2 separate regions of the Homo sapiens genome follow, and region 2 is linked to region 1. A link is an interaction called in ENCODE POLR2A ChIA-PET data of the cell type or tissue named here. Cell type or tissue: B cell. All regions are shown on one strand.

The links. ChIA-PET counts read pairs that join two places held together with the same protein. Peaks named below come from ENCODE experiments on the same cell type or tissue, not always from the same donor. Only the 100,000 strongest peaks of a DNase experiment are listed, where the experiment ranks them.
Region 2: POLR2A ChIA-PET joins it to region 1 with 5 read pairs; 4 of 35 experiments call an interaction of 5 or more read pairs at or near these places.

The regions. Positions count from the first base shown.
Region 1 is chr9:121,079,612-121,082,111 of GRCh38, forward strand. It overlaps CNTRL (centriolin), which reads left to right. Exons shown (of 44, transcript NM_007018.6): 2 at 695-867. Among named protein-coding and RNA genes, the nearest start is that of CNTRL, 5.9 kb to the left of the region's middle. In B cell, no CTCF peak of the experiment used is centred here; no DNase peak of the experiment used is centred here; H3K27ac peaks cover 789 bases.
Region 2 is chr9:120,749,855-120,752,354 of GRCh38, forward strand. No RefSeq gene overlaps it. Among named protein-coding and RNA genes, the nearest start is that of MEGF9, 37 kb to the left of the region's middle. In B cell, no CTCF peak of the experiment used is centred here; no DNase peak of the experiment used is centred here.

The DNA of each region.
Region 1 (2,500 bases):
TTGTTTATATTTTTTACATTTATATTTAAATATTTCAGATTTTCAGATTTGGAGTGCTTAACCTGTAGTGAATGAGGCTATTGGAATGGGGCATTTGGCTATATTGTAATGTATGTGAAATAATAATCAACTTTTTAAAAACAAAAAAAGACGGGGTTTTTATTCCTTTCAAACTACTCACCTTGAGAGACCGGATCATGATATCAGAGATCCTTTCTTTGTATAAAATTTTCTGGGTTTCCTTCAGGATTTTTTTTGTTTTGTTTTTTTGAGATGAAGTCTCACTCTGTTGCCCAGGGTGGAGCGCAGGGGCACGATCTTGGCTCATCGCAACCTCCACCTCCCCAGTTCAAGTGATTTTTGTTCCTCAACCTCCCAAGTAGCTGGGATTACAGGCACCTGCCGCCCATGGCATCATGCTAGGCCATAGAGAACAAAGGAAACATAATCTAGACTCCAGGAAACTCAGATAGCTATATGACATGGTCATTAAAAACATGGGTTTTGAATTAAATCACATTTCAAGTTTTGGCTAAACCAATTAGTTAAGGAATTTTGGACAAATTATTTAAGATCTTCATCTGTAAAATGGGAAATAACACTTATCTCATAGAGTTGTTGTATTCAATTCTTTCAATATGATGATACACATAAAGAGCTTATCACAACATATATTTGTCTGTCTGTTTTTTAGAGACAGGGGCTCCCTGTGTTTCCCAGGCTGCAGTGCAGTGGCCAGTCACAAGGTTGATCATAGCACATTGTAGCCTGGAGCTCCTGGGATCAAGCAATCCTCCTGCCTCATCCTCTGGAGTAACTGGGACTGCAAGTATACATACCGTGCCTGACGAAATATCACAATATTTGGTGCGTGGTAAGCCCTCAGTAAATGTTAGCCACTAGTATGATATTCTTTAGAATTAACTTCAATCATCATCTTTTCATTAAATTTTTGGAAGTAGACAAAATTCATATGGAGTCAAATTTACTGAGTAAGGTTAGTGATCAAACTGGGAAAATAAAAACAAAGTGTACCTGAAGCGATGGACCCGATTTTCTTGTGAGACTTAAGAATTAGTTTGAAAGCAGAATCCAAAGAGGAATTCCAAAAATTGAATATATTAATAGATTATATTAGTGTAATCTCTCCTTTATATACTGTATAAGTTCTGTAGGGGAGGAAAGGGAGTAATTCCTTTCTGGCCCATCATAAAGGTCATGGCCAACACCCCTGTAACAAAGACAGGTTGACTAGAGAAAAGCATAGCAAATTTATTCGATCAAAGCTTTATGTGTCATGGGAGCCTTCAGAATGAAGACCCAAAAAATGCAGAAAAAATTATCCGTTTTTATGCTTAGGATTAGTGAAGTGTGGACAGCTGTATAGAAATAGGATTGGACAAAATGGGTATGATCTAACGCTAATAGACTGAGTGAGGAAACTCAGCAACACCTACCTCTCCAGATTTCTCTTGGCCTCTCTGTGCAGCATTCCTTCCTCCTGGGTATTGGGTAGGACCCCTATGGAATGAGAGTCTTAATTTCTTTATGGCCAGCTGTTAGAAAGCTGGGAGTTTGCAGGAAGTTTCTGTATAATCACAGCTTATATGTACCCATATGCTTGTGAAGTTATATTATCTTTTAATAGAGATATGAAAAACTCAAAATGTTCTTCCTACTGCCGTACCACACAGTACAATACTTGTGACATCAGACATGTAAGGGTTGTTGCCCCATACACCAGATACTTCTTCAGTGGACACCAGCTGCATGTCCTCTTATTCAGTTCAATTCTGACACTGTCTGCCTGAAGATAGCATCAGATCCCACAGGTTAAGGACTCAGTCCCACAAGAGTGCCACCAACTTCAGATGCCCATTACAAGTAGTAGATTGCCACCTATACTTCTGACCACCAAGCTATAAATTGGGACTCCCACTGCCCCCTCCTTGGGTTCAATTAATTTGCTTGAGTGGGTCACAGAACTCAGAGAAATACTACTTACATTTTCCCATTTATTATAAAGGATATTACAAAATAAACAGCCAGAGGAAGAGTTGCATAGGGCAAGGTACGTGGAAAGGGGTATGAAGTTTTCATGCTCTCGCCAGCATGCCATCTTCCAGACACCTCCACATGTTCAGCTAATTGGAAGTTCTCTGGACCCTGTCCTTTTGGGGTTTTATGGAGGCTTACTTATGTAGGCGTGATTGCTCACATCATTGGCTACTGGTTATCAAATCAATTTTAGCTGCTCTCCCCTCCTTAAAGGTTGTGGGGTTGGGCTTAAAGTCCCAACCCTCTAAACATGCCTTAGTCTTTCTGGTGACTGGCCCCCATCCCAAAGCTGTCTGGGTGTCACCAGTCATCTTATTAGTAAACGAAAGACACTCTTATCACTGTGGAGAACCCAAAGGTTTTAAGAGCTATGTGATAGGAAACAGGAGGAACATCAAATATATAGGTTAAAAGAGAAATTATCAACACATTAAATTTAACA
Region 2 (2,500 bases), 330 kb before region 1:
GATTTCAATATATGAATTTTGGGGGGACACAAACTCAGACCATAGCACCTTTGTGGTCATCCTTTCCTTCAGCTCCATCCCAGATAACCATTGGTCTGCTTTCTGTCACTGGAGATTGATTTTATAGATATAATTTTGTATAAATAGAAGCATATAGTGTGCATTCTTTTTATCAGGCTTATTTTACTCAGCATCATAATTTTGAGGTTCACTCATATTATTGTATATATTGATAATTTTTCCTTTTATTGTTCAGTAGTATTTCTTTGTATAAATAGATCTCAATTATACATCCATTTATCTGTTAATACACATTTGGGGGTGTTTCCAGTTTGGGGGTATTACAAATGAAGCTGCTATAAATATCTAGGTACAAATCTTTGTGTTGATGTATGGGTTTTTTTTTTTTTTTTTTTGAGACAGGGTCTCACTCTGTTGCCCAGGATGGAGTGCAGTGACGCAATCTTGGCTCACTGCAACCTCTGCTTCCTGGGTTCAAGCAACTCTTGTGCCTCAGCCTCCCAAGTAAGTGGGATTACAGGTGCATGCCAACACTCCTGGCTAACTTTTGTATTTTTAGTAGAGACGGGTTTGTGCCATGTTGGCCAGGCTGTGTGTTGATATATGTTTCTATTTCTTTTGGATTAAAAAAAAGCTAAGACTGGAATGGCTGTGTCATATGGTAGGTGTCTATTAAACTTTAAGAACCTGCCACATATTTTTCCAAAGTGGTTGTGTCATTTTGCATTCCTGTTAGCAGTGTATGAGATCCCCAGTTGCACCACATCTTCTCTAGTACTTGGTTTGGTTGGTTTTTTAAATTTTAGCCATTCTATTTAGATGTTTCCCTGTTGACTAATGATGTTAAGCATCTTCTTAAGTTCTTATTCAAGTATCTTCTTTTTTTTTTTTTTAGACGGAGTTTCGCTCTTGTTGCCCAGGCTGGAGTGCAATGGCGTGATCTCGGCTCACCGCAACCTCCACCTCCCAGGTTCAAGCGATTCTCCTGTCTCAGCCTCCCAGGTAGCTGGGACTACAGGCATGTGCCACTACACCCAGCTATTTTTTTTGAATTTTTAGTAGAGATGGGTTTCACCATTTTGGCCAGGCTGGTCTCTAACTCCTGACCTCAGGTGATCCGCCCGCCTCAGCCTCCCAAAGTGCTGGAATTACAGGCATGAGCCGTCATGCCTGGCCCTGTCTCTTTCAATTTATAGATTCTTCCTCCACCCCTTTCATTTCCTTAGAATGTATCTGTTGAAAAACCCAGGCCATTTGCTACAGTTTCCTGCAGTCTGGATTTTGCTGATTTTATACTCCTGTTGCAGTTCAACATATTTCTCTATCCTTGGTATTTCCTGCAAATTGGTACCTAAGTTCAGAGAATGGTTCAAACTCACGTTTGGTTCCTTTGGCAAGATTACTGAGGGTATTTGGCATGACTATAGGAGACACATTATGATTTGTTGTCTCTTTGTGATCTTAGGAGTGGGTGAAGCTCAATGCCTATCTATTCATTCAGAGGAGTTGCAAACTGGTTATATTCTATCTTTTTCCCATTTAGAGTTGGAATACTTTTATTAAGAGGAATTTTTCCCCATCTACTATTTGGATGCCCAAATAATATTTGCTTTTTATTTAAAGTTTAATAAGTTTAATGGAATGTTTTAATATTGGTCACTCAGGGTGTATATTCTCTTGGTATACTTTCAATTGTAGTTTCAACATTTTTAAATTTCTGAAATGTTTTCTTGAATTATATCTTTTGGCATTTGTTCTGTTCCTCCCTTACTTGATTTTCTTCTTTAGGAACTCCTATTACCTGTATGTTTGATCTTTGCTGCTTTCAATATTTGTCAATTTCCCTCAAATCTTGTTTATCTCTTCATTTCCTTTTTATTTAAACATATCTTTCTTTTTCACTGTCTTTTATCTCTTAAATCATTATCTGTTTATCTGTTATTATTATTATTTTTGAGATGGGGTCTCACTCTGTTGTCCAGCCCGGAGTCAGTGCTCAAACATGGCTCACTGCAGCCTGGACCTTCCAGGCTCAAGTGATCTTTCCACCTCAGCTTCCTGAGTAGCTGGGACTATAGGCACATGCCACCATGCCCAGCTAATTTTTTTTTTTTTTTTGTAGAGATGGGGTTGCATCATATTGCCCAGGCTGGTCTTGAACTCTTGGGCTCAAGTGATCAGCCTGCCTTGGCCTCCCAAAGTGCTGGGATTACAGGTGTGAACCACCATGCCCAGGCTGATGTATTTGTTTTTAAGTTAGTCTTGGTCTGTTTTATGGTGTCTCCCTGGTGTGTTTTCATTGTCTGTAAGGATGTTAATCTGCTCCTTCTTCGCATTTTTTTCTTAATAACTGTGTATAGAATTTGATCTTGATACTTTTATATTATTTTTATGTAAAATTTGTTTTCCTGACTTTTTGGAATGAGTGTATGTTCAGGCAAGCTTTTCAACCTTCTCAGAGCAGTCCCTCTTCTCTTAT